Regions from separate parts of the Homo sapiens genome. Here region 2 is linked to region 1. Evidence: chromatin loops called from intact Hi-C (ENCODE). Cell type or tissue: CD4-positive, alpha-beta T cell. All regions are shown on one strand. Each heading gives the region's core, and the rest is flanking DNA. Links, peaks and the distances in the headings are about the cores only.

Region 1 (15,367 bases), core at 2,904-7,903:
AGGCTTGTACTCCTAGCACTTTGGGAGGCCAAGGCGGGCAGATCAAGGCAGGCAGATGGCTTGAACCCATGAGTTCGAGACCAGCCTGGGCAACATGGCAAAACCTTATTTCTACAAAAAAATATTTAAAAATCAGCCAGATGTGGTGGCATGCATCTGTAGTCCCAGATAGGAGGCTGAAGTGGGAGGACCACCAGAGCACTGGGAATCTTGCCATTGCACTCCAGTCTGGGCAACAGAGTGACCCTATCTCAGGAAAAAAAAAAAAAAATTGAACATCACAATTATGAGTAAGAATTCTTGATACGTGAAATTCTGGCCCTATTACGTCATGAAATTCTGGCCCTATTACTCAAATTACAAATTCAGGAAAGTGAAATAGCATGAAAATAATCCAAATGGAATTTTATGGAATCTGAATAATTAGATTAGTGCTAAGGGACTACACATAAACAGTAAGAATCATGCAATTTACTGCAACTAGTATTACCTTTTTACAATTACAGTAAAACCATGCCATTTTTCTCTTCCCGATGTGTTGATTTTCTGGTGCCCACACCTGCCATTTGTTTTTAAGGCTTCTCCCTGCAGCAGATACGTTCAAGAGAAATTACAAAGTAGTGCCATATACAATACTGAGATGTTTTGTTTGGTTCATTCAGGGAGATTTTTTCTTTGAAATTTGAGCTAGCATTTTAAAACAGAGAGATTTTACATAAAACTCAGGGTTTCTAGCCTTTCTTGAAAAATGGGGAAGTCTGGCAACACTGGGGGACAATCCAGGTGAGGTGGCCTGCAGCGACTTCTAGGGAAGGGGGCTATGAACACCAGTTTAGCCACCAACTCATCATACACGGTGGACAAATTCCCCATACCCAGCCTGCTTGTAGGCATTTCAGTTTTCTACTTCTGATGTACAGTGTAATACTTACCTGGGGTGATGATCAAAACATTACCAACCAGTTCCCCCAGGCACCAGCCAGAACTGACTTGTTAGTAAGGTACAGGAGACTCAGTGCCTAGGGCTCACAATAATTTTTAGACCTCCCCACCAAAAATGTTTTGATTTCTTTAAGGAGGAAAAAAGTGGAGTGGAGAAAGTATTTAACAATACAAACAGCTGTGGAACCTGTGCATGCTGAAAGATAGAGACCTTAAAAAATGATTGCCCCAAAGCTACAGCCTCCTGTATTGTGCCAATGGACTGCTCCTACTTGGTGGCATTTTCATTCTAGACAGTTTTTAAACAGTTTTTCCCTGCTCTCTGGGTTTCAGGATATAGGCTGGTAAAAGGAACACTCCATTTGCTTCTTTGGCATTTATTGAGTTTCTAGCTTGTGCTAGGCTCTGAAGAAAGAAGATAAAAGGAGAGACAACTAAAAATCAGACTTAATGTCTTCTGCTAAGACAGATCCTAGCTGCTTCTAGGAATAATTAGGAAACAGCCTTCACGGAGGTGTGGTCAGTGTGGAATGGAAAATTCCTTCTGCTGCACTTGACTGCCTGCCCCACACCCACCCCACAACGTAAGTGTTATGAATAAGGTTTTAGTAGCAACAGCAGCTGCTCCCCCTTTCTCACACACACAAAAATTACCTGACTCACTTATTGATTATATACAGATTCCTTTGACAATAATAATTAGCAGTGGCAGCCAGGCGCAGTGGCTCACGCCTGTAATCCTAGCACTTTGGGAGGCCAAGGCAGGTGGATTGCCTGAGCTCAGGAATTTGAGACCAGCGTGGGCAACATGGTGAAACCCCTTCTCTACTAAAATACAAAAGAAATTAGCTGGGCATGGCAGCGTGCACCTGTAGTCCCAGCTACTCAGGAGGCTGAGGCAGGAGAAATGCTTGAACCCAGGAGGCAGAGGTTGCAGTGAGCTGAGATCACACCACTGCACTCCAGCCTGGGCAACAAAGCGAGACTCCGTCTCTACAAAAAATAATAATAATAATAATAATAATAATAATTAGCAGTGGCATTTTTTTAAAAATGATGTCAAAAAGTATATAGCCCAAGAATACACTGGTGCCATGTTGAAAATAATAGAAATTGCCATTTTAACTATGATCCTAGTGAGAAGGAAACCTTTACTGTGTAGGAATTATTTTATCAACAAGGTTAATAAAATCTAGGAGAGTCCAGATGGCGTACTGTGGAAATGGAAATGAGCGTTCCTGAGTGTGTGTGTGTGTGTGTGTGTGTGTGAGTGTGATAAAGGAGGACTCAAGGTTCCTGTGGCAGGTCATGAGAACCAGCACACGGCAAATCTGGGGAGCTCTCTCTTGCCATGGCCAGGCAACCCAAAGGTGGGCTTGACTTGGACCACCAAAGATAAGGCCTCACTTAACTTGTGACCTGGCTTTGGCCAGTGCGAAGCGTACATATCCCCATATTTACTGAAACTCACGAGACAAGACCAGGTAATATTACAGGCTGGGTGGAGAATGAAGTTATGAAAAGAAAATGAAAGAAGACTTTCCCTCATCAATTTCATCTGTTAATAACAAAAGTTGTTAGTAACAGTGGTCTTAAAACACATAAGGCTTTATTTTGACATTGCTATAGTGGTAAGATTCTATCAAAACAACATGGCATACCTTTCTTCTTTTTCAAGTTTTGTTCCATTTCCTTCACATTAACTTTGCATTATTTCCTGTTACTTTAATTGTTAGGTATTTTGTCTTTTCTGTTGTTACTGTGATTATAGTAAGTTTTTGTATTTATGTATGTCCTAAATAAGCTGTTTATTGATATATTAATGTTGTGTAATGTGTTTACTGAATTCTTTTATTATTTACATAGGTTTTCAGTTTATTCCCTTGAACTTTCAGGTATACAATCATATTTGCAAATAATTACCAGTTTGCCTCCTCCTTTCCCATTTTTATACTTTTTTCTTGTATAATTACATTAGCCAGTACCCCCAGAATAATGTTAAGAGTGGTGCTAATGAACATGCTTGTCTTTTTTTTTTTTTTTTTTTTATCGAGATGGAGTCTCTCTCTGTTGCCCAGGCTAGAGTGCAGTGGCACGATCTCTGCTCACTGCCAGCTCCGCCTCCCGGGTTCACGCCATTCTCCTGCCTCAGCCTTCCGAGTAGCTGGGACTACAGGTGCCCGCCACCACGCCCGGCTAATTTTTTGTATTTTTAGTAGAGATGGGGTTTCACCGTGTTAGCCAGGATGGTCTCGATCTTCTGACCTCATGATCCGCCCGCCTTGGCCTCCCAAAGTGCTGGGATTACAGGCGTGAGCCACCGCGCCCGGCCAAACATGCTTGTCTCATTCCTGACTCTAATGAGATGATTTTAGTATTCTTATGAGGATAAGGATAACTTTTTGGGTTGTACCTTGAATTGTACATTAACTTTTTTTTAGCTAACTGTGGAACTGAATAGAATTTAAAACTCTCATAAGAAAACTAAGGGACTGTGAGGATACACCAAAGAATGCCAATGGTCACACAGCCCTGTTAGAGAAACATTGTTAGAGGCTTGTGTCAAGACAAACCAGGACATCTCCCTGACTTGGGAAAATAGGGGAACAAAGTAGAAATGTCCCACTCTGCACACCAGTGAAAATGAGCAGTGTGGAACGCAGATTAGGAGGAGGACAGGTAGAAATCTGTATAGTTTCCTATTGCTGCTGTAGCAAATTACCACAAAGTTAGTGGCTTACAGCAACTCAGATGTATTTTATAGCTCTGGAGGTCAGAAATATAAAATGTACCACCAGGCCCGTGCTTATTTTGGAGTCTCTAAAGAATAATCCTTTTCTTTCCCCTTCCCAGCTTCTAGAATTCACCTGCATTCCTTGGTCTGTGGCCCTCTCCTCCATTAGCATCTTCTGACACTTGCCTCCACCCTTATCTCTTCTCCAACTCTGCTCCCTCCCTCTTATAAGGACCCTTGTGATTACATTGGCTCTACTATGACAATCCAGGATAATCTCCCATCTCAAGAGCCTTAATCACAGCTGCAAAGTCCCTTTGCCATGTTAGGCAATATATTTGCAGGTTCTGGGGATTAGGGTGTGGACATCTTTGGAGGGCCATTATTCAGTTTACCATAGGATCTATAATGAACTTTCTGTTTCTGTATTTTGTCCCTGGCTGAAAGGACACAGCTTTGATCCCACCAGAGAACTGACTTGGGAATGGTCCTAATAAATATAGTCATCTTTAATCAGTTGAGTTCTGAAATCATTACTTGGGAATTCAATGGGTAGAAGGTGTGGTTCCAGTGAGGATGGGATAAGACAGGTCCCTGTTGTCAAAGGGCTTGCAGGGCATAAAACACTCCCAGATGTATCACAATAAGATGCTAAGAAGTACAGGCTGAAATTTTAGTTTGATTTGTTCACTGCTGCATCTGCAATACCTAGAACAGAGTAAGCACCATGCAGGTACTCAATGAATATTTGTTAAGGAATGAAATGAGCACCAGAAACAGTTTTATGGAAACACAGGAGAAGATTGGTTTGGGAGAAGTCAGGAAAGACCTAATGAAGGATACTCTAGAACCACTGGGAGTGTCTGTCCAGCTCTCAAGATTTCACCTCTGGGGTTAATTAACTTCTGCGAGGGCAGGATGAAGACCTTAGCACAGTGTTGCCTCACTTTAAGAAGATTCCAATTATGCTAATTTGAAACAGACTTAAAAGTCTCCCCTTAAGTACCAATTGTGAAATAATACAGATCCCCTTTCATGCCCAATTTTTGCTTTTTTTTTTCCTTCAAGAATTGAGTAATTTCTATGCAGGCAGGCATAGAAATTACAAACATCATTTACTATTTTGCCACGTGGTGGCGCTGCTGCCACTGGTAAACAAAACACCCACCTTTGGTACATTTTCTGTGAACACACACACACAGTGATCTTGGTGCTCTTGCCACACTTGTTACAATTCAGACTCCTTCTAACTTCCTGTTGTCAACCAAGCTCTCCTTGAGCAATGATGCTTGTCCTGGTGCTGAAAAACGTGCTAAAAAATAGAGAGGAAGTTAAATGTAATTTTAAAAAATCATGGCATACTGTGTTGTTCATTTACTAGAAAACAGTGTGCAAAACATCAGGTCTAACAAAAATATGAGAAATAACTTTAGAGATCATCTCCCTACGGTCAGGCTTGCTCTGTTTCAGGAGGGCAGGGATGCCACTGAATCCCAGCATCCTGCACAATGCCTACCACAGAGTAGACAAAAAATAAATATTTGTTGAATAAAAAATGAACATGGAAAAAGATGACTGCCCTATAACTCCCAACAATATTACCTCACCTTTACCTCTACACAGAGACTAATAACAAGTTTCTAAAATCAAATTCCAAATTCTTAGGACAAGGTTCTGAATAGTCCAACTGGGGCTAACCGCTCATTCTTGGTCTAATCAATTGTGCCCAAAGAAAGTCCAAATGGCCCTCAGAGGCTCGCTGTGGAATGACTGAAGATTTCGAAGGTGGGGCAAAACTGTCGATTGTATGAATAATAGATTTCAGATGCATATACAACTACTTTTCAAATGTTTGGAGATGCTGCTGTGATTGATAGGCTATTATATTTCTCATTGTGATAAATACACATAACTTAAAATTCACCATTTTAGCAATTTTAAGTGTACAGTTCAGTGGCTTTAAGTACATTCACATTGTTGTGCAACCATTGCTACCATCGATCTCCAGAACTTTTTCTCCTTCCCAAATCGAAACTCTGTACAGTAACTTCCCTTTCCTCTCTCCCCTTGGTCCGGCAACCTCCATTCTACCTTCTGTCTCTATGAACTTGACTAGTCTAGGTACCTTACATAAATGGATTCATACAGTAACTGTCCCTTTGTGATTAGCTTATTTCACTCAGCATAACGTCTTCAAAGTTCATCCATGTTGTAGCATGTGTCAGAATTTCCTTCCTTTTTAAGTCTGAGTAATATTCCATTATATGTCCATACCACAGTGTTTATCCATTCATATGTCCACGGGCACTTGAGTTGCTTCTAGCTTTGGCTATTGTGAATACATAGTCCTATGAATGTTGTCAAAACATTCTTGAACTTAAAGCAGCTCTTGTCATTATGCATGCTCTGAATCAGTTGTCCTAAAAATACACCTACTATCATGTGGGGATCAGCAGAAAGACTGCCCTTAAAGGAGTCTTCATGCTTGACATCTTTTTAAATCTTAGAGCAGGAATATTGATATGGAAGGGGGGCAGGGAAGTGCTGGGAAGGGAAGGGCAGATCCCTGGTGAGGACTCCACCCCCGGGCCTGTGCCCATGGACCTAGGTGAGGACAAGCATTTTAGTTTTCCTGTCCAAATGTTCCATTTCCCAAGACCACCTTGGCCCCACCATGCCCCCATCCTGTGCTTATAAAAACCCCCAAGACCCTAGCAGGAGACACATAGGCGGCTGGACGTCGAGAGAAGCACATCAGTGGAGGAACACACGAGCGGCTGGACTTTGAGAGGAACACATCCACAGGAACTTGCATGCCACTGACTGGTAGAAGCAGAACGGCTTGGAGTTTGGCTGGGGCAGTCGGAGGAAAGCCCAGGCCACAGAGCAGCCTGACTCCAGGGGAAAACCTTCCCACTCCATCCCTCTTATAACTTCCCCCTTCTGCTGAGAGTTACCTCCACTCAATAAAACCTTGCACTCATTCTCCAAGCCCAGGTGTGATCCGATTATTCTGGTACACCAAGACAAGAACCCAGGATACAGAAAGCCCTCTGTCCTTGCAACAAGGTAGAGGGGCTAATTGAACTGGTTAACACAAGCCGCCTGTAGGCAGCAAAACTAAAAAAGCACACGGTAGCACGTTGGCGCTTCAGGAGCTGTAAACATCCACCCCTAGACACTGCCATGGGGTCAGAGCCCCACAACCTGCCCGTCTGTATGCTCCCCTAGAGATTTGAGCAGCGGGGCACTGAAGAAGCGAGCCACTCCCCCGTCACACGCTTTGCAAGGGGGACAAGGGAACTTTTCCCATTTCAGTATCTTCAGAGGAGAGGAATTAGTGTTGTGGTTGTGTTGTATTGTGTTGTGTTGTGTTGTGTTGTGTTGTACAGTCTCGCTCTGTCGCCCAGGCTGGAGTGCAGTGGTGTGATCTTGGCTCACTGCAAGCTCCGCCTCCTGAGTTCACGCCATTTTCCTGCCTCAGCCTCCCGCGTAGCTGGGACTACAGGAGCTCGCCACCACGCCCGGCTAATTTTTTGTATTTTTAGTAGAGATGGGGTTTGACTGTGTTAGCCAGGATGGTCTCGATCTCCTGACCTCGTGATCTGCCCGCCCCGGCCTCCCAAAGTGCTGGGACTACAGGCGTGAGCCACCGCGCCCAGCCGTGGTGCATCTTAAAATTATTTTTTGGGAAAAAGGAATGATGCCAATTAAAATCGTCCTCCTGGATTACTTAAGCCCAGGAGTCTGAGGCTGCAGTGAGCTATGATCACAGCACTGCACTCCAGCCTGGGCAACAGAGCAAGACCCTGTCTTGAAAAAAAAGAAAAAATAATCCTCCTGGAGAAGAGCAGACCTGAGGAAGCTATGGGAGCTGTTGACAAGGAACAAAGACTTTTTCCTTGTGACCACTTAAGCAGAGAAGAAAGCTTTGGAAAGAGGCACAAAGCAACAGATTTTTATTTCAACCCAATGTACAAAATAATTTTTTAAACTCTAAAGCTTTTTCCTTGTTTAACAAGAGAACAATCTACCTCAATGAAATGAGTATTTGTGTGTGAAGACACATAGACAGATGCTGACTGATTTAGAAAGGATTCCAGAATTTGGGGAAAAGCTGCAGCATTTAAGCTATGTGTGACTTATAAGACTTCTTTTTACCCCCAACATTCTCTGTTTTTCTAATGACTGAAACATCAGTTAAAAAAAAAGTCAAAAGTGGCCACAGTTGTAAAGTTTCAAAAGTAAGTAATTAATCAGTGTAAACTTGCTTTGCTATCTGTTTTAGTCCATTTTCACACTGCTATAAATAACTTCCCTGACACTGGGTAATTTATAAAGGAAAGAGGTTTAATTGAATCATAGTTCCAAATGGCTGGGGAGGCCTCACGAAACTTACAATCATGGCAAAAGGGGAAGCAGGCACAACTTACATGGCGCCAGGCGAGAGATTAATGCTGCAAAGGGGGAATTTCCAAACACTTTTAAAGCCATCAGCTCTTGTGAGAACTCCCACACCATCATGAGAACAGCATGGGGAAAAGCTTCCCCATAATCCAGTCGCCTCCCACCAGGTCCCTCCGGGATTACAATTCGAGATGAGATTTGGGTGGGGACACAAAGCCACACCATATCACTATTAGTGCCATATCCTCCAGATGAAGTTGGAATCTGATATGCTATCTATTCAATGCTGTTAAGAAAGCCACACAACTCTCAGAGGGGGAAACATTATCTAACATTGTAGGGACAGGAGCCACAAAAGATCACCAGGCAAACTTGGGCCTAAACTAAAGGGTCCCTCATCTCATTTGTATATTAAACTAGGAAAATACCCTGATAAATCCAGCTCAAAATTATGCAGATATCAGAGCCTTGTTCCATTTCTGGTTAATAAGAATTAATTACTCCAATTTGGCCAGTTTACTGGACTTTGAATTTTAGTTTTTCTCCTGTGATTTCTCATTTCCTTTTTCATTAAAACTTGTGGAAAAATGCTTCAAGAAGCTGTGGGTGGGCCGGGCGCAGTGGCTCACTCCTGTAATCCCAGCACTTTGGGAGGCCAAGGCTGGTGGATCATGAGGTCAGGAGTTCGAGAACAGCCTGGCCAAGATGGTGAAACCCTGTCTCTACTAAAAATACAAAAATTAGCCAGGCGTGGTGGCACACACCTATAGTTCCAGCTACTTGGGAGGCTGAGGCAGGAGAATCGCTTGAACCCAGGAGGCAGAGGTTGCAGTCAGCCGAGATCATGCCATTGCACTGCATTTTCGGCGACAAGAGCGCAACTCGGTCTAAAAAAAAAAAAAAAGAAAAGAAACTATGGGTAAGCAGACAATTCTTATACTTCATAGTTGGAAAATAAATTGGTACAACCTCCCTTGAATGTCTATTTGGCCATAGCTGTCAAAATGTGAAGTGCTCATACCCTTTAACCCAGCAATTCTGCTTGTAGGAATTTACCTTCTAGATGCACTCTCACATAGGTAAAGAAGGTGTGCAGCAAAAGACCAAAAATGCCCTTAATATCCATCAATATGGGACTTTTTTAAATTAAAAGTATTATAATTCTAACAAGCAGTAAAATTTTTCCCTTTCATGTACAAAAATCATTAAATCTATAACCTATTTCTTCTTAGAAACCAATGAAAATGTACTCAAAAATGTGGCATTGAACACGTTATTAATGTCAACTAATATTGACATTACTAATATTCAAAGATTATTGTCATCAAGCATCCACAAGGCTCTACTTGCCTTTTTGTAAAAATAAAATCAAAATTATTCTCAGCTTATTTCAAAACTGTCGTGATAAAGTGATATTACACTGGTGCAGATGTGATTGCGGTTTTCCCATTGAAAGTAATGGCAAAACGGCAATCACTTTTTTTCTTTCTTTCATTTTATTTTTTTTTTTATTATACTTTAAGTTTTTAGGGTACATGTGCACAACGTGCAGGTTTGTTACATATGTATACATGTGCCATGTTGGTGTGCTGCACCCATTAACTCTTAATTTAACATTAGGTATATCTCCTAATGCTAATCCCTCCCCCTTCCCCCTACCCCACAACAGGCCCCGGTGTGTGATGTTCCCCTTCCTGTGTCCATGTATTCTCATTGTTCAATTCCCACCTATGAGTGAGAACATGCGGTGTTTGGTTTTTTGTCCTTGCGAGAGTTTGCTGAGAATGATGGTTTCCAGCTTCATCCATGTCCCTACAAAGGACATGAACTCATCATTTTTTATGGCTGCATAGTATTCCATGGTGTATATGTGCCACATTTTCTTAATCCAGTCTATCATTGTTGGACATTTGGCTTGGTTCCAAGTCTTTGCTATTGTGAGTAGTGCTGCAATAAACATACGTGTGCATGTGTCTTTATAGCAGCATGTTTTATAATCCTTTGGGTATATACCCAGTAATGGGATGGCTGGGTCAAATGGTATTTCTAGTTCTAGATCCCTGAGGAATTGCCACACTGACTTCCACAGTAGTTGAACTAGTTAACAGTCCCACCAACAGTGTAAAGGTGTTCCTATTTCTCCACATCCTCTCCAGCACCTGTTGTTTCCTGACTTTTTAATGATTGCCATTCTAACTGGTATGAGATGGTATCTCATTGTGGTTTTGATTTGCATTTCTCTGATGGCCAGTGATGATGAGCATTTTTTCATGTGTCTTTTGGCTGCATAAATGTCTTCTTTTGAGAAGTGTCTGTTCATATCCTTTGCCCACTTTTTGATGGTGTTGTTTTTTTCTTGTAAATTTGTTTGAGTTCATTGTAGATTCTGGATATTAGCCCTTTGTCAGATGAGTAGATTGCAAAATTTTTCTCAATGTGGGACTCTTAAGAAGGTTTGGTATGGCATGCCCGAAGAATGCTCTCTGTAGAGGTGGGGGCTGAAATGCTATGCCACTGTTAGAAGAATGAGGGAGATCTTTCTGTACTGACTTAGAACTTGCTCCAAGATACACTATCACATGACAAAAGCAAGGTACAGAACCTTAAGTTTTTTTTTTTAAGGCATCTATAGATATATCATATACAACTGTGTGGCAGGCAGCTTCTAAGATGGCCCCCGGTGATCTCCTACTCCTGGTGCCCATGCCCTTATTTAATCCTCTCCCCTTAAATATGGTTCAACCCAGGAATTTGCTTCTAACAAACAGAACACAGCAAATGTGATAGGATATCACTTCCGAAATTAGGTTACCAAGAAACTTTGGCTTCTAGTCTTGCTTGCCTTTTCTGGCTCTTCTCTCTTATTTACTCGATGAAGCCAACTGTCATGCTGTGAGGTGTCCTATGGAGAGGACCGTGTAACAAGAAACTGAGGGAAGCCTCAGGCCAAAAGCCAGTGAAGAAATGAGGCCCTCGGCCCAACAACGTGTGAGGAACTAAATCCTGCCAAGAACCCCTTGAGAGAGCCTGACAGCAGATCCTCCCGAGCTGAGACATGAGCTGACTGCAGCACCAGCTGACAGCTTGACTACATCCTTGGGAAAGCCCCAGCGCTGGGGGCCTAGCTAAGCTGCTGCATTCCTCACCCACAGAAAATGTGAGATAATAAATGTTTGTTGTTTTGAGCCACTAAGTTCTGGGTAATCTGCTACGTAGCAGTAGATAACTAATATAACGTGTATTTGTTTATGCATATACACAATATATTTATTTAAAAACTGGCAACTGTGCTTGCCACTAGGAAAGCCATCTTTAGCTTCTGAGGGTCAGGGGTGGGAGGAAATTTACTTTTCACTCCCCATTCTTTGGTCTATTTTAATATATTGTTTATTCAACAAACAGGTAAATAGGTCAATACTTTTTTTGTTTTTGCAAATAGAGAAAAATGATTATTTTATAAGATGGACAATTTTTTTGATATGCCATGTTTTCATAAGAGGACAAAAGCCACACTGAAATAACCAATTAAGTTATCCACATAACTGAATGTAGGCTTTGAAAAATTACATTTGATCTGTGTATTTGGCTCAGGAGAGGTGGATTGTAAATTATTTTCTTTAACCACTAGAGGGCACATTGCATTTGGTTGTCTTTCAATTTCATGTAACTGAAATGTATATTACAAGAGAATGTCAAAGAATAAGAGAAATGTGCTTTTATTTTTTCTTTTGAGACAGAGTTTTGCTCTTATTGCTCAGGCTGGAGTGCAATGGCGTGATGTTGGCTCACTGCAACCTCCGCCTCCCCCCGGCTCCCCCTGCCCTGGGTTCAAGTGATTCTCCTGCCTGCCTCAGCCTCCCAAGTAGCTGGGATTATAGGCGCCCACCACCATGCCCGGCTACTTTTTTGTGTTTTTAGTAGAGATGGGGTTTCACCATATTGGCCAGGCTGGTCTCGAACTCCAGACCTCAGGTGATCCACCCACCTAGGCCTCCCAAAGTGCTGGAATACAGGGGTAAGCCACCATGCCCAGCCGAAATGTGCATTTTAAATGTAAATATTTTAGAAAAATACTTTGATGAACTTAATGATAAACATTTAAGCATGAAGAAAAAGACAAAGTAGAGGGAAAAAATAATTCTTGAAACCTAAAAACTGGTAAATCCAGATACTGTACTTGACAATCAAATAAATGAATACAATTTTTTTTCAGTTACTAAGTGGAAAGATAGTAATTCCGAGTCTCTAGGAAGCAAAAACAGTTGCAGCAGCAGGAAGAGCTGTATCGTGAAGTGCAGGCAAAGACACTTTATGGAGTTGTGATAAGAGGAAATTCATACATAAAGAGAAGTTTTAAAATGTCTTATTTCATTTTATTTGGTGGGTAATATATTTATATCATAAAATTTTAAAGGTACAAAATAGTATACAGTGAGAGATAGAGTCGGCCTTCTCCCTACAATGCATTTGCCCTCCTTGGAAGTTACCACTGTTACTGATTTCTTATATATCCTTCAAAAAAAAAATCGATACACTTGTAAATATATGTCAGCAAATATATTGAGTTTTTTGCCCCCACAGAAATGGCAGTGTGCTACATACATGGTTGTTACTTTCTTTTTCTTTTTCTAAACTTACCAATAATTTAGAGATCCTTCTACATCTGACATAGAGACCTGTCTTATTATTGTTAGCAGTTGTCTGCTATTAAAGTTACATTATTTTATAATTTGATTGAAATGATACCCATAATTTATTTAATCAGTCTCTATAAATTGACATTTAAATTGACTCCAGTCTCTTACTTTTGTAAACACTACTGCAATGGATGCCCTTTTACATATATCATTTTGCAATGTGTATTTCTGTAGGATAAATACTGGGATTTAGTCAGAGGATATACACAATTAAAGTTGTCACAGACACTGCCGATTTGTCTTCCATAAAGGTTGTGCCAATCAAATTCCCAACCCCTTGTCTTCCCATACCTTGCCCCACATCGTTTGAACCTGATTTTTTTTTTTTTAATCTTGGCCAGTCCGCTAGGTGAAGAATGGTATGTCCTTATATTTTGCTTTGTGTTTTTCTTATTATAAGTGAGTTGAGCACCTTTTCATGTGTTTAAGAGAAGGGCTTGTCTTAATCAGGCCAAACTTTACTATAAAAAGGGGTAAAATGTTAAGGTATTATTAGCCAAGTTAAGACTAGAGGGAGAAGTACATTTTAATGAGGGAAAAAAGAACCTGGGAAAGTCCTGAACTATCCTCATAACAAGGCCCTCTGCATCACTCCTCCACCCCTCTACCTGACCGCTTTCTGGGCTGGAACCCCAGTGCCTTGGCAGAGCCCATGACAGTTCTCCCCATCAAGCTGAGATAAGGCCAAATACCACCTGGGACCAAAATGTAGCAATGTGAGGCCATCATTTCCAAAGTGCCTTTTATCTTCATAATCCTCAGCCCTGCTTTGACCTGGTGCCCCTCTCAACCTTTTCCCTGCACTTTTTTAGATCAGCTCTGTCCAAAAGGAATATAACATGAGCCACATATGTAATTTTAAGTTTTCTAGTAGCTATATTTTAAAAAGTAGAAACAGTTGTAATATAAATAAAATATATAGGTACACTATATCTAAAACATTTCAACTTGTAATCAGTATTAAAAATTATTGAGATACTTTACACTGTTTTTATACCAAGTCTTTGTAATCCAGTGTGTATTTATTTCCACTCACAGCACATCTCAGTTCAGACTGGCCACATTTCAAGGGCTCAGCAGCAGCATGTGGGTAGACCTGCACTGTCTAACTGAACTTTCTGCAATGATGGAAATGTCAGATCCTTGTCTCCACATAAATATCTTCTGCCCTCATACATTCAGTCTGTCCCAGGAGCACTTTTCCTCGTGAATAGGATCCTGGCACTCTCCTAAGTCACTCTACAACCTTTTGGCATTTCTATTGGAGACCATTTATTCTTCCGCACCCCATGTTACCAGTCCCAAGTTCCTCAGGCACTTCAGTCTAGATCTGAGACTATGAGAAACATAACTACACATGTAGCTATTTAAATTAAATTTAATTAAAAATTAAGTTCCTCAGTTGCACTAGCCACATTTCAAATGCTCAATAGCCACATGTGGCCAGTGGCCACTACATTGGACAGTCCAGGTCTGAACTATTTCTCTTGCACTATCAGATAAAAGTCCTCTCTCCTGCCGTGCAGATCAGCTCTAGAACCTCCAGCCATCCCTTCTAGAAGTCATGGAGCTGCCTCCATTGATAAAGAATTCTGGAGGCTCCCCCTCATTCCTTGTAGCCTTCAGAGCTACCCCTCAGTGTCTTACCCCAGCTCCCAGCACCCCACATCCCAGCTTTTGAACATCTGTGTACATCTAGGTAACAGCCTGGCTGAACATTTCTTGTACCTCCTGAACTCCAACCTCACTTTCATTCCATTTCGGTCACCAGCTCCCAGAACCTGACCCTTGATCTGGTCATCGCCAGACAATACCAATCCCAGAAAGCTTTTTTATTCCTTCATTTATAAGTAATTAACAAGTAGCGCATACTACATTCTTCTTGGGAAAAAAAAAATGAACCATGAAGCTAAAGGGAAAGTCCCTCTTGGCCATCCCACCCCCACTACCATTTCAGGCCCCCCTCTCAAGCCCTTCTCCTGAGGCCATCCCCCTTGTTTTTCTAGACATGGATGAGCATGTGCACACTGTTCTGCTACTTGCTTGTTTTTCTGAGCAATATCTCTTGCAGACCTTTTCATGTCAGTATATGCAGACCCACCTCTTCCTCGTTATATGCATATGGGGGGAACGGGTAATACATTTATATGGTTAAAACCCAAAAAAGAATAAAAAGATGTGCAATGAAAAGTTTCCCTCCCTATTCCTGTCCCTTGTCTACACAGTTCTCATACTAGTTTCCTAGGTAACCACCATTGTTTGTTTCTCATGACAAATAATTATTCTTCATGCATTTCCATCAAATATGAATATAGGTTATTTTTCCCCATTCGGCACACAATTTATGCATATTTTATGGCACTGTTCTGAAGCTTGAAGTGCCTTTCCACGTCTTTCAGAACATCTATTAAAGCATCTTTGTCCTTTTTACAGAGGCATGGTATTCCCCTGGATGGCTATACTATAATTTAACCAGAGCCCTGTCAATGGAGTATTGGTTTGTTTTCAATGTTTACTATTACAATCAGTGCTATAATAGAGAACCTTGTACCTATATTACTTTCCATCTGTGTAAATATGTCTGCAG
Region 2 (15,367 bases), core at 5,921-10,920, 1.7 Mb after region 1:
TCCCGCTCTCACCGTGTGATACGCTGGCTCCCCCTTTGCCTTCCACCATGATTGTAAGCTTCCTGAGGCCTCAGCAGAAGCAGATGTTGGCACTACGCTTCTTACAGACTGCATAACCATGAACTAAATACATTTCTTTTCTTTATGAGTTACCCAGTCTTGGGTATTCCTTTACAACACAAAATGGACTAACACAGGGGGTGTGCTGATCAGTGCTGCAGATTGATCCTGAAGCAGGCCCTGAATAAAGGGCAGCACCAAACTCAATGTTCTTTGCCCTGCTTTAAGGACCTGTTATGATCTGGCCACACCCCACAAATCCCACCTCATTTCCCAGTCATACCCACAATAGGCTGTTAAATGCATGGGCCTGGGGTCAGCTGGCTAGGTCTAGAGCCCTGCTCTACGTGATAATGAGCCACAGTTTCCTCATCTATGAAGTGAGAACAATCTCTGAGCCCATTTCATAGGTTGTATAGGGAGGGAGTCGTGGGGTTAAGATATGTAAGGAACATGGTACAGTACCTAGCCTCTGATACGCTCTCAGTAAGTATTAGCAGTGATTTTGCTGATGGTTTTAATACCCACCAGCCACAAGTGAGCTACTTACCCTACTTCTCCCTTGTCTTTGTTCCCTCTCCCCAACTCTAGAAATAGAATCTCCACTAGACCATGCCAGAGAAAGTCAGAGTTTGAAGAGGTTTTAAATATCATTTGGTTCAAACCCCTTCATTTACCTGAAGAGAGGCCAGGGCAGGTCCGAGGGGCAAAAGGCTCCAAGCTGCTCAGGGAGGCTGGCCTGCATGGCTGAAACCCTTGCTTCACATTCAGAGTGGTACCCAGCAATCTGTCCTTGTCACGTTCTTCTTCACTGTAGCAGACATACTATGTGGCAGATGCTTCTAACTGCCCCAAGTGTCTATTCCTTCCTTCCTCTTATGAACAGAACCCTCTGGATTTTAGCTGGATACATGACCATCCAGCTAGAGAGAATATTTCCTAAACTCCCTTGCAACTGTTGTAGAGATGTGGTCAAGTTCTTCCAATGAGTCGTGATTGGACGTAATATGGCCATTCCAGATCAAAAGGAAGCTGCCTGCCCCAGACCATCCTGACGTTTTTCTTCTCCTATTCCAGGCTCTGAAACACTGGCATGATGAGGAGCAACTTTCACCATGCAGATGGAAGCAACATCCTAGTGGATGACAGAGAAGGACCCTAGATAACCCCAAGGGGCAAGGCCACCCATTCCTTGATTGCCTTCCAGCTCAAATCATTTTGGGTGAGAGAAATTAATCTCACAGCATTTTAATCCATTGTTATTTCACTTCTGTTTAAGCAGACAAACCAATTTCCGATCTAGAACTTGCTGTTAGCAGAACGCTGGTACTCTTCATGGGGCTCCCTTCTGGAGGTGTAATGAGTAAGTGCACAGGCGTTCATGAGCTGCATTAGGCAGAAAACCTCGTCACTGACCAGGCTGAATACCACTCTTAGATATGATATGAGACACTGTTGTGGTCACCTTTGTTCTTTTTGCACTTTAGTTTTTGTTTTATCTTAAATAATTCATGTATCTATAAAGATGGCTTGGCTGCAGGTAACAGAAAACCCTAGCAAGCAAAGAGACTCATCCACATTCTCACATGACAAACCATAGTATTAGGACAGCAGCTCCAAGGCTAGTTGATTCAGCAACTCCAAGCATCAATGGGAAGCCAAGAGCTTTCCATGTCTGTCCTCTTACTAGGCTGGCTTCTCTCAGGGTCGCAAGCTGGCAGCCACACTGCCAGGCATCACAGCCATACTCAGCCATGGGCAAAGGCAGAAGGGATAACTCTGTTCATCTCTACTGGAAGCAAAGAAGCCTTCTCCAGAAATCCCTCCCCCAGGCTGCCCATCGCATCTCACTGGCTGAAGTGTGTCATGTGCCCACACTCAAACCAATCACTGACACTGGGAATGGATACAACGACTGGGTGGAACCAATCAGGATGCACCTCCTGGCAGACGCCCACGCAGGGATAGAATGGGCAGAGACCTGAATAGAGTCAGGGCTCTGTTAGGAGTAAGTGAGCAAGGGGATGTTTGTGACAACTCACAACTGGAGAAGGTGTGACAACATGCACAATTATTCTAAAAAATTATTTTTAAACACAATCATCTGATGACAGTACCACAACTTTTCAGATCCAATAATCAAAACACATACAGTCATAATTATATGTTTAAAAACATCAGTGCTGGTTTGCTCAGGTGTAATTCAGCAGAGACAAACAGCAGAGCAGCCTCCTGCAGCCTACTGACTGTACGTCTTCCACTAACAGACCTTTTGTTTCATATTTTACATGTTTTTAAAATATGCAGCATTAATTATTTAGCTACCATTTCTTTCCTAAAAGGATTTGAGGCTGATAATCTGCAGATTTAGTATTTTTAAATCCCTGAAATAGTAAACTTTTTTTTTTCCTTTGTGAACTACATGTTCTAACCACTCTCTCCTTTGAGATTTTTTTTCCAACTCTACAAAGGATAAACTTGTCAAGGCATCTGATCATTTCTCAGGGCCAGAACAGACTAAAATAACTAACTCATCAAGCCAGGATTTTCACTTTTATGTACGCTTCAGTTATTATTATTATTATTTTTTGACATAGACAAGTCTGTGTTCCATCCAACGTTACTGCTTTGCTCTTTCTTAAGTTTCAAAGTAGCTACATCTGAGACTGGCATTATTATTTTAGAATGTCGAGAAGCTATAAGTACCTCAACAAAGACAGGAGAACATGCAGTTGGCATGATTTACTCACCGCAAAGCCACTTTAAAAATATAGCTGTTTTTAAAAAAATTTTGCAAGCAAAGTGTGTCAATTGAAAGTTTCTTAAAATGTCAAAGAAAGCACGAGAGGATTAAACAGGCAGGCTGCAAGACTGGAAGTACAAGTGGCATAATATCAAGGCTTGAATGATAAAAGTCAAACTTTTAAAGGCAAAAAAAAAAAAAAAAAAAGCTTCCAAAGTCCTGAGACTCATAGCTGTGCAATGTAAATCAGGCACACCTGAAAGGACAGGTTATCAAGGCCTGCATTTCTGTGTTAACAATATTATATAGGAACGGGATTTTGCTCTGGATGGACTCATGGACAGGAGCACTCACGCATGCCACTGAGAGGCGTTTTGCCCAATGAGGCCTTTTTAGGCTGGGATCACACTTACCTACAGAGCTTTGGCAAGACCCTGTTCTCACTGGCAGGTGATTCTATGACTCATTCATGAAGAGGAGTGGGGCACCAGGAGCCCTGTAGCTTGTTATCACTGCCAGTGCCAGTGGGCATGAACTTTACATCCTTAGAAGTAAATCTGAGAACACGGCTGTCTCACTTAGTAGGAGGTTGACAGTGTCAGTATAGAATGAGCCCTCCTGCCCATGGAGGTGGCCAAGTGTGTGTAGCCACTGCTGGTGATGCTACAGAGGGGCTGATGTGGGTGACCTTTCGGAGCCCTCCACGTGCTGAGATCCAAGGATTCTCTGACTCAGATCCCAAAACAAGCTCTCAAAACACACACACACACACACACACTCACTCTGTCTCTCTCTCCATATATATATATACGTGTGTATATATATACGTGTGTATATATACACGTGTGTGTATATATATACGTGTGTATATATACACGTGTGTGTATATATATACGTGTGTATATATACACGTGTGTGTATATATATACGTGTGTATATATACACGTGTGTGTATATACGTGTGTATATATACACGTGTGTGTATATACGTGTGTATATATACACGTGTGTGTATATATACGTGTGTATATATACACGTGTGTATATATACGTGTGTGTATATATACGTGTGTATATATACACGTGTGTGTATATATACATGTGTGTATATATATACACGTGTGTATATATACGTGTGTGTATATATATACGTGTGTGTGTGTGTATATATATATATATACACACACGCACACATATTGCTCCTTTGCACTTATAAAGTGACAGGTAGAGCAAAAATAGAGCTAAGAGCACTGTTACCCACAATTACAACATTTAGCTTTGGAGGAAATCTGAACTGCCTCGAGTCCCAGCTCCCTGCCAATAAAGTAGGTAATAAGACTCTTAAGAGGCCAGGCTCAGTGGCTCACTCCTGTAATCCCAGCACTTTGAGGCCGGGGCAGGTGGATCATTTGAGGTCAGGAGTTCGAGACCAGCCTAACCAACATGGTGACACCCTGTCTCTACTAAAAATGCCACACACACAAAAAATTACCTGGGCTTGGTGGCGGGCACCTGTAGTTCCAGCTCCTTGGGAGGCTAAGGCAGGAGAACTGCTTGAACCTGGGAGGCAGAGGTTGCAGTGAGCCAAAATTGCGCCACTGCACTCCAGCCTGGGTGACAGAGTGGGACTCCATCTCAAAAAAAAAAAAAAAAACAAAACAAAAACTCTTAAAAGCTCCGAAGCTTTGATTCAGCTCAGCTAACAGTTGTAATGAAACACACAACTCCAGGTTGATGTAACTTAATGAGAAATTTGGGAGCCAAAGTGGTTGACACAAGTAATTTTGAGAATGAAAAGCAATGGGGGTGGCCATGATCCTTGTTTACACACCAGTTTCCACAAACTGCAGCTAACTGAGCAAGTACTTATTCTGTATTATCATAATAAAATCAAGTTTCTAGATGGAGTTTCTTACTTAATACGTCTTTCAAATAGGGCAAAAAGCTATACTGTATTATTTAGAGGTTTGTTTTTGTAGTTCTCTTACAAGGCGCATGGAGTTACTGCTTGGGTACTGTTGTGTGTTATAGGAAATTGCAGTGGTGGGAATGTTTGTTGTAGAATGTGAAGTCTTGGTTATAGAAAGTTGACTCTACCCACCAACTCTGTGATAATGAACCACAGATTGCCATATCACTGATTGTGATATAATAACTGATAGAATCAGGATGGACATCTATGCTTCCTCTCTTTAAGCCAGAGGACAAGTAATCCTAGAGGACACTTGCATTTCAGGGACATACCTGAAAGCCTTGTTTTATAAGACAAATCATTCTAACAGATTAATTTTAAAATCTTGTTTTCCAAGAAGGACTGTCTTCTGTAATCTTCCCATTAGGGAGTCATCAGATCTCTGGTCTTCTAGTGGTTTCCCATAATGCTCCATGGATGTCAACCAAATACTGCCCATGGCCTCCACGGCCCCACCTACCAGTGCAGCCTCACTTCAAGCCCTCACATTATGCCTCTCCCAGACCCAGACATCTCTCAGCCCCACAGAAGAGCCTTGCTCACTGGGGACTCCAGGCCTGGGTCAGCTGGGCAGGTGCCTGGAATGTCAAAAGGGCATCACTCCTGCTCCCCAAGAATGAACCTGAGGTGGAGAAACCTGTTACTCTTGGAGCTGCCTGAGGCAGGGGAGGGAGGTAAGACCCCAAGGAGCATGCTGGAGCCAGCACATAACGCCACTGGACTGCCTTTTTGGGAGGACTCTGGTGAGCTGAGACAGGTAGTGGGTTGGAAGCCAAGGCTGAAGTGCTCAAAAACACAGAGAATGAGACCAGTTATTGCCTGAATAACTGTGTGAGACACATGTATGAGAAACAGCCAGCTGGGCCTGGTCTACCTCCAGACTATGAGGATAAGTGTAAAATGACGGCTGTTTTAAGGCACCAAGTTTGGGAATGATTTACTATGTGGCAACACTGAGCTCCACAAGGCTGGGAACTTTGTCAGTCTTGCTCCCTATACATGTATCCCCAGGGCCAAGAACACTGCCTGGTCCAGAGCAGGTGCTTAACCAATATTTGTTGAGAGAGTGAATGAATGTATGAATGAAGAGATTAATGAATGGAGGACTCACTACAGCCAGTAGCAATCCCCCAACCTGCCTCCAGCCAGCATGCTGCCTCTCTTCTGTGCCTCCACTTTCTCACCTTGTTGACTGCTGACCATGCCCTGGATCCCAGCTCAAAGATCACTTTCTCATAGAGGCTGCCCTTCAACTCACCCGCCTTGTTTAGCACCCTGTCTCACACTCTCAAGTTACCCTGTATTTCTCCTCCATGACACTTCTCAGCACTATTCATTATGTAATCAAATGACCATGGTGAAATTCCTGGGTGGCTGGCTGTCTCCTGCGACTGACCCTAAGCCACATGACAGTAGGGGTAGTGTCTGCGTGTTTGCAGAGAGCTGACTGACCGCCTGTCAGAACATTTCTGAAAACTGGCAACATACAGCCAGTCTCATCTTAGAAAGTGCCAATTCTTAGAGAGCTCTCTTTTAATACTAAGCTGGAATTGACCTCTAACTGCTAGCCTACCCCCCACCAAGCTTTCCAAACCCATTACACCCAGGTCATCCTTGCCACGCAGACCCCAGGCGACCCAAAAGGCTAGGTGTCTTCTCCAGGTTTAGTCGGTCAGTCGGGGGAAGAACTAGAGTCTGAAGCCAGCTCTCCTGACTTTCCAGTTCAATGCTATTTCCATCATACCACACTGACTCCTGGATGTTTCCACTGACATTAAATGCTCTGAAAACATCATAATCTCTCTATCCAAACAACAACAGCAAAGCTGTGTACTTTTCATAGCAGAATGCACGGAACAGGTCAAGCTTAACATATAACACAGAGTATACAATATCCATATATAACAAGAGCTCATGGTGATATTTTAGGGACCTCTCCGCCAAATACCTAAGAGATGAGCCCGTGAGCAAATATCTAATTCTGATTTTCATTTGGTTCTTGTCTACTGGACACTCCTTGTGCCAATTCTCTGCAGGAGGTGTTTCTTCTCCTTTCTTTTCTATGACTTGTCATTCCCAGGATCTTTGAAGATCAAAGACACAAATAAACTAAAATAAAAAACACTCCAGGTGATCTGCAATAGCTCAACAGGCCAGCAACCCTGAACAACTGAGCTTTTGGAGAGAATGCAATGAACAGAGAAAACGTCCCTGACCTAATGTGAAAGGAAAAAAGGACAGAGAACAAGGCATGGCACGATTCTAATCAATATGTATAGTTATGCATATGTTTGGAAAACCAGGATGGAAAGAAATATACATTTAAAAATGAGCTGGCAGCCAGGTGTGGGTGGCTCATGCCTATAATCATAGCACTTTGGGAGGCCAAGGCGTGTGGATTACCTGAGGTCAGGAGTTCGAGACCAGCCTGGCCAACATGACAAAGCTATATTTAGTAGAGACCCCTGTCTCTACTAAAAATACAAAAATTAGCTGGGCATGGTGGCGGGCACCTATAATCTCAGCTACCTGGGAGGCTGAGGCAGGAGAATTGCTTGAACCTGGGGGACAGAGGATGCAGTGAACCAAGATTGCGCCACTTCACTCCAGCCTGCATGAAAGTGCAAAACTCTGTCTCAAAAAAAAAAAAAAAAAAAAAAGGGAGTTAGTGGCATTTCTTACCTTTCAGATTGGCCAAAAAAATTCACCTCTCACCTATCATGAATGTTAGTTAGTCTCAGGGGGATGAGTTCTTTCATACACTGCTGGTGAGAGGATTAATTAGAATAGTATCTGTGAAGGGGAAATGGTGGTCTCCACCAAAACAATAAACATGCACATCTTTTGCCCCAAGAATTTGTATTTCAGGTTTCTATCCTACAAAAGTGTTACCGCCTATGTACAAAGCAGCATTAGGAGTCATTATAAAAATGTGAAAATGACTGAAATGTTCATCCATAGGGAAACAGTTGGAAAATCACAGTTTGTCCAAACAATGGAACACGATTCAGCCTTAAAAAAAGAAAGAAGTGGGCTTAGGTGTGGACAGACAAACCTCCAAGAAATATCGCCAAGTTAAAAACAAAAGACAGAAAACAAAAGTAGCAGCATACTAGATACAGTGTAATCTCACTTAGGTAAAACCAACGCTAGCATATCCCAACATATATATGTAAATTTTCGGAAAACATAAATTTACCGAAAAAGGTCTAGCGGGAGATGGCTGCTGAAATTAACAGTGTGATCTCTATTGTGAAGTAGGAAGAACTTTCCAATATTTACTCACATATTTTAATGCTTTGATTTTATAGTATGTTGGGTGCAAATAACAAAAAAAAAAGGTGAGTAATGACAGAGGGAAACGTTATATTGTTAAGTCAAAAAGACAAGCTACAATATAGAATGTACAGGCTGGGCTGAATGGCTTGAAGCAGGTGTAGGAGCAAGACTTTTCATTGTACACTTTAGAATTTGAACCTGTGCTATTTTAAAAAATGAATTTAAATAATTGCTATTTGTAAAAGTAACAATTTTTTTTTAAAAAGGAAAAACATTAAAAGGAGAGAATATGTCCTAAATATTATGAGTGGTTATAGCTGTACTGACAAGTAATCTCAATTTTCTTTAAAACAAACAAATTACAAGACAGAAGACTGGCTCACTATTCCTTAAGTAAGTAGGAATCCTGGCAGGCTTATTTGCTCGCATATATTTCTGCATTTTCTAAATTTTCTTAAACAAACTTGTATTACTTCTAAAAATCAGAAAAAAGGAGTACTGTAAAACATATTTAAATTATTTTTAAACAATGCAGTTAAGCAGTATCTCACAAGGCAGGCACATGATAAATTATAGAGACCAGTGGTTTTCAAACAGTATCCTCTTTCAACACTCATCACAACATGGAATCTGATGTGGAATTCAGGTAGCAGTGGAGGTGCTTAGGTGGACTGGGAGGGGCCTCGTGCCCCACTTAGCAGCAGCTCCATCCACCTGCCGAACCCAGAGTTCCAAGAACATCCTTAGGAAATGCACCGTACAGACAGACAAAGGCTACAGGCACCCGAGGGGTGGGGGACTGTGCTGGGATGATCAGCGAGAGGGCTGCGTGAAAGAGGCGGAAACTGTGCTAAACTAAAAGGCAGGGAGGATGTCAGTGGGCGTGCCTGATGTGAGGATAAATGGTACAGAGGCAGGCTGCAAAGCCCACCCCTATGTCACCGTACCGTGGATGACAGGCCTTATGCAGTGAGTCATCAGTGAACAGGGTGGAGGAGGGCTGGAGCCAGACTGGGTTCCCGTAGGAGTAGGGAGCCACTGAAAGTTTCTCAGCATACGCCTGACTGGATGAAGGTGGTATTCTTGAAATGTCACTCTCAAGCTGCTGATAGATACAGCCTGCATATCACCCCACCTCTGAGTTACATCATGGCGCTGGCAGCAGGAAGACACCCTCCAACCTCCTGGGTCCTTGTGGCTGTATCATCATACAACTGGTGGGTTTTTCCAAGATTGTGCTGTGTTCAGTAGACCAGGCCAGGCAGGCTCTGGCCCTCCTACACTGCTATCCTAGAAGTAGCTCTCATTCCAGGGGCAGTAGAGTTGGGGTCCCCAAGTCACAGCTCATGGTCCCTCCCTGGCACTGAGACCAGGCCTTTTACTCCACCACCTAACAGCTCGGGCAAGGTATTTAATCTCTCTGAGCTGCAGTGTCCTCACCTGCAAGTAGTAATTCATTCATTCATTCATTCAGATATTTACTGAGCATCTGCTCTATGCCAAGGATAGTTATAGAAGCTGGGGATTCGAAGTGACCAAACCAGCCCCAAATTCCTGCCCTCATGGAGCTTCTATTCTAGTGGAGTGTAATATTGCTGCCTGCCTCAGGGGGCATGGAGGGGATTAGATGAGATCCATCCTGGAAAACATAAGACAGTCATGATTTCGTTCTCATTATTATTTGCATTCCCTGCAGCACTTGGACCAAGAAGGCACCCAAAAAACAGCATCAAACTATTCAGTCTCTGTCTACAAATACAGATTAACCCAGCTTGAAGCAAAGTGCAGTTCATTCAGCCCTTGGCTTAGACTAGCATGATGGTTCATCTCTCTGTACCCCACCCCCCAGCACTGTCTCCAGTCCACCTTAATAAACAGGGCTGGGAGGGAGAACGAAGGAAATCACCCTTGGAACCATTCATCACAATCAAGGCAGCTGACAGCTTTGCTAAACCCTGGCTCAGCCCTCTTTTCCTTAGGGAAAGAAAGCACAGTTATCAGAACCCTTACCTTCTCAGGCAGTGCTGAAAGTTCCTTTTTCGGGCCAGGGTGTCCTGCCTTATATGGGACATGAACACCTGATGGACTGCACACCAGCCTCCAGCGGGCCCCATGGAGAGGACTCAGCCCCTCTAATCAGGCCAGTCTGTGGCAAGGCGAGCCCTCATTTGGTGGATTTCAGGATTGAGCGTTCATTTCAATGTGTCCTCGAGGGCATGTATGAGCCTGGGGCGGGGGTGAGTAACAAGCACAACCAGTACATATTCCAAGTGAGTAGCCAGAAGCATTGGTATAAGTCCAAGGGAGAAAAAAACTATAAGCCAACTTTAGAACTTCATCCTCTGGGCTCCAAGAAAGTGCTCCATCAAAAATCTCCCTGGCAAGTATCTTGATATGTAATGACAGCTTCAGCTTTCTTCACCAACTACATGCTGGAGTTCTGGTGCCAGCCTCTATTTTTATAGCCTGAGTAATGCCCGGGCAAAGGACCAGTCAAGAATCAGACACAGAGGGACAGGGCACAAGACGTGACGGCACAAGTGATGGGGCCCCTCTCCTACTCAGCCTCCAGCAGCAGACCCTTTAGAGCAGAGTCTGGGACAGCAGCCAAGCCCTCCTCAGATTCTGGCCCAAACTCCTCTGCAGACTCATCCCCTCTCACAGCCAGCCCATGAGTTCCATGGGGGCTGGTCCTTTTCTGCAAACCCTGTAAGGCCAGGCCCCATGGCACAGCAGTGTTGGACGGGTGAATGGCCACACCATCTCGCACGACTCTGGCACAGTCGACTTGCTGTTCCCCCTTTTCATAACTCAATGTCTGTGCCCATTCCACTCTCTTGGCCCAGATGTCTTCTTGACCTGGTTAACTCCTGCTTATCCTTAAACTCAGCTTAAGCACCACCTTCCCCTGGAAGCCTTCCCTGACCCCAAGGCTGGGTGACATCTTCCAATACTGGGCAACCACAGCCCTCAGAGCCTACCCCTCCCACTCTACTCATCAACACGACAGACTCATGTCAGCTTCCTTGCCCACCTTCCCCAGGGCTGGGTGGAGAGACAGCAGAGCAAGCAGCAGGTGCTCAACAGGTGTGTAGGGGAAGGGAGGGAGGGTGGGAAAAAGGAAGGGTGAGCACCAGGAAGAATGCTGCGGACGGAATAGCCCCATCACAGAAACCTACGACAAACTAAACAAGAATAAAGCACTACAGCCCAGTATATCAATATACCACTCATCAATTATTACTGAGGAAAACTAGCAGGAAGTAGTGGGAAAACACTTTTTAATGAATTAGAGGGGAATCAGGTTACTCTTTGTTGTGTCCTCTCCTCCCCTCCAGATGTGGGTTGGGGTGGGGGCTGGAGAGGAAGAGAAGCTTTGGAAGGTTGAGTGGGCAGGGGCACTTGAAAACAGGGAGCTCTCATAGGTTCCTCTGGCCTTGGGGGACTAAAGACCACTTCCTCTGGGGTAACCTCCAACTGCTGATGTGAATCAACTAGGACACATTCCCACAAAGCTGTTAAGAACATGTCCTGTGTCAAGACAGGGGGATAATGAGGGCCTCCCACTGTCCTACTGAGTCATCTGGCCCAGTTCCCAAAGGTAGGAACAGAAGCAGGGATTCAGAACAGATGATCTCCTGGGGATGAAGACGACTTTTGGCTGGAGCCTTCTTAGCACAGCATTTCCTTCTAAAGAAAACACCCCCACTAGCCCCTCAATATCCACTCATTCTTTCTTGTTAAGAGAATCCTGATTTTTGGGGGGAGGAGGGGGCAGACAGTGTAGCAGAGACTGCCAGCTAATTGTGATACCCATCTCCTTTCCCTCCTGGGCATGTGGCTGGACCACATTTCCTCCCCTTGGAAGGTATGCTCACACGACTGAGCCCTGGCCAGTGGAATGTCAGGGCCAGTAGTTCAGCACCTCTGAGCCTGGCCCACAAAATCCTCCCACACACCATCCTCCATGTTCCTTCCTCTTCAGCTGAGTGAGGCAAAGGAGCATGGCAGCCTTGAGAGCCTGAGTCCCTGAATATCCTCTTGGAGGAAAGCCCCAAGCAGAAACAGCCATTTTGGACTGTGTGTGAGCAAAAAGTGAATGCCTACCATATTTGAACCATTAAACATACTTTGTTTAAGCAGTGAGCCTTCCTCAGTGTGCCCCACTACACACTCACATGGCCCGTTTAACTGGGGGCAACCCATGTGATACAGTTCTGGCCATGAAATGTCAGGGGACATCTGGTTTGCTGGTGTTTTTTGCCATCATGAAGGAAAGGCCAAGAGAGTAACACAAGTGTCAGTACAGACAGATGTCAGCTGCTGAAACCAACACCAGCAATCACCTATCTTCACGCATTTTGTTACATAAGATAAACAAACCCCTATTTACTTAAGCCACTAAGCCAGGGCTTTCTGCTACTTTCAGCCAGACACATTCATAACTGATATGCTTTGCAACCACTCATCATTCATTCACCCAACTTTTATTGAGGCCTGTTTCATGCCAGTCCTTGTGCTAAAGGCCAAAGCTTTACAGATGAGCTGGGTATGGTCCCTGCTTTCTAGGGGCTCCCTATCAAGCTGGAAGAGAGGCCCATGAGCAGACAATCAGAATACACAGGGAATGGATGCTGTGGTGGCACATGATGATGTCCCAGGAGAGTGTGAGCATTGGGCAGTGGGCTGGCACTGAGGTGAGGCATTCCCAACTCCCCTTCGGGCATTTGGCACACAGAGTAAATAAACACTTCTCAAGCTAAAAAGCAAGTAAAAAGAACTCGGGATCCTCAGCCAAGCCAACTGCAATTACTTAGTGTAAGTAGAGTCGTTAAACACCATCAATTAATGCAGCTGTTTCAAGATAATCAGCAGTCATTAGAGCAAGATGCACAAGAGAAAAAAAATCATATGCTGCTAACTTAGCAATGCTAGAAATTATGTGAACCGAGGATGAGACAGGCTTGCTTAGATCTTCCTGCCTGCTGACGTTAGCCACCTCCCAAAATATACTTTCTTTCTCAAAGAAGACAGTGATTTTTCACTTTGAAGACAGAGCCAAAAAAAATCAACCATCCATGCCATGACCTTCGACCATAAATGCCCAAGCTTTGATTTTTCAGGTCTGTGTTTCCATTAGGGACTGCAACGGAGACAGACACACTGGCGACAAAAGAGGTTCCAGTCTGGGAAATCAAGAGATGATCATGACCAGAGAAGTCAGAGCACCTGGGGAGCCATTTGTAAAACAGAGAAAGGGTTTTCCCCCTTTTACCTTAATTCTCCCTACATACAAAAGGTTGGCATTATTTGCTGTTTCTTTGTTTTACAAGTGTGGGGCAAGGTTTTTTTTTTTTTTTTAAGACAAAACTTCATTTAAAATTTCCAGGACATAGGTCTACCCTTGAACAACACGGATTTGAACTGAGCAGGTCGACTTACACGTAGGTTCTCTTCCGCCTCTGCCACCCCTGAGACAGCAAGACCAACCCCTCCTCTTCCTCCTTCTCAGCCTACTCAATGTGAAGACAATGAGGATAAAACCTTTATGATGATCCACTTCCACTTAACGAATAGGAAATGTTTTCTCTTCCTTATGATTTTCTTAATAACATTTTCATTTCTCTAGCTTATTGTGAGAATACAGCATATAATACATACAACATACAAAATATGTGTTAACTGACTGCATTATCAGTAAGGCTTCTGGCTAACAGTAGGCTATGTATAGTTACAATATTGGGGATTTAAAAGTTATACTTGGATTTTCAACTGTGGGGGGCCATGGTGGGGGGAATCAGTGCTCCTAACCCCTGAGTTGTTCAAGGGTCAACCATAGTTTAAAGTAAATAAAAATAAGCTGGTTGCCACTAAGATAACTGATGACTGGTTTTCCAGTCTGACTGCTGACTTATCGGTATGAAGTATTCCAGTGTATGTTGAGTACAAGCTGGGCTAATCACGCTCAAACGAGGCAGAGAAGCACTCGAGTTCCTGAAGCAGCAATCACAGAAGGATTTTCTGGTCGACAGCCCATTGCTGGAGGCCGTGCCAGCTCCGTGATGGCAGGTGCTAGTCGGGCAGGCTGCCATGCTGGAGCCTCTCTGTAGGACGCACAGAGCAAGCAAAGCGAGGTCTGAGGAGGAAGGTCCTCTCTTTCCAGCACCAGTTAGGAAACCCATGCCCGTCAACATAGTTTCTTTGGGTCAAGAAGTTTCTAGCTACGGCAGACACAGGAAATGCAGTGTTCTGGCTTCCTGCCTCTGGCTAGTCCCCTACCTGCTCTCAGGAGCAGCTGTGCCATTTCTTGCTCAGAGAACTGGGTCTCTGATAGTACCAAAGGTTTCTGGGGCTGCTGAAGAGCCAGTCCAGTCCAAAATAGTAGCCAGGGCAGCATTCTGTCAACCAGGACCAAAAATAGTGTTGGCAAAACCAGGTGACTAAACAGATCTAGGATCTCTTATCATGCTTCCCACTAACAACCTGTGGCCAAGAGTGACAGTTAAAACAACCAGCATGTGTCAGACACAGATGAGTCAAAATGAGTGCCTGTTTCAAAGAGCTGGCAAGGTCACCACCCCATGGTCAGCCCCTTCACAGCCTCTCATGGCTGTAAGTGAGCAAGTGCCTGGAAATCGATCTGCACCGCCATTCATGTCCTTCACCACAAACTGAAATATAATGTCCTCTGTTCCATGAGGACAGAGACTATTATCCTGTATCCATCATCTCAGTGCAGTCAGTTGGCGCCTAAAAGGTAATTTTAAGAAACAAATGAATAGGAATAGCAGCTAACATTTTTAAAGCATGTACCATGTGGTAGGTGCTTTTCTAAGCCCTCATCATGTATTATTATATTTCAGTTTCACAACAGTACCATGAAGTAGGTATTATTATCACCACCCAAATTTTACAAATAAGGAAACTGGCACAGAGAAGTAACTTGTTCAAGGGTACATTGCTAGTAATGGTAGAGCCAGGGTTTAAAGTCAGTTTGGCCTCTGAATGTACACACTCAATCACTGCACTGTGCTGAATACACAACCAACTCAGGTACTCTAGTATTAGGAAGTCATCAACAGAGAACCTCTGACATCTACAAACCTTGAGAAGTCCTTTCAGGTTTCTGGGTGCTACATACAGAGTTTTTGTTTGTTTGTTTGACTTGCAGAAAGTTTTAGAGAAAACCAATGCCTATTTTTATCCCTAAGAATAGGACCACCTACAATTTTCAAAAAACTATGTAACCACATTTGGTTATCAAGCAACGTGGGCAGGGATATCCAGGTTTACATAGTATTTCTCTGCTTATG

The links. Hi-C counts contacts between places; a loop is a spot of excess contacts. Peaks named below come from ENCODE experiments on the same cell type or tissue, not always from the same donor. Only the 100,000 strongest peaks of a DNase experiment are listed, where the experiment ranks them.
Region 2: a loop joins it to region 1, with 4 times the contacts of the local background. A loop is called at or near these places in 3 of 110 quality-filtered maps.

Annotation. Positions count from the first base shown.
Region 1 is chr3:142,983,618-142,998,984 of GRCh38, reverse strand. It overlaps PAQR9-AS1 (PAQR9 antisense RNA 1), which reads right to left. Exons shown (of 5, transcript NR_125393.1): 3 at 4,845-4,988; 4 at 491-585. Among named protein-coding and RNA genes, the nearest start is that of U2SURP, 10 kb to the left of the region's middle. In CD4-positive, alpha-beta T cell, for the core only: a CTCF peak has its summit at 4,800 (motif pointing right); a DNase peak (open chromatin) is centred at 4,824.
Region 2 is chr3:141,237,114-141,252,480 of GRCh38, reverse strand. The region is part of intron 1 of PXYLP1 (2-phosphoxylose phosphatase 1); the gene reads right to left. Among named protein-coding and RNA genes, the nearest start is that of PXYLP1, 13 kb to the right of the region's middle. In CD4-positive, alpha-beta T cell, for the core only: no CTCF peak of the experiment used is centred there; a DNase peak (open chromatin) is centred at 8,960.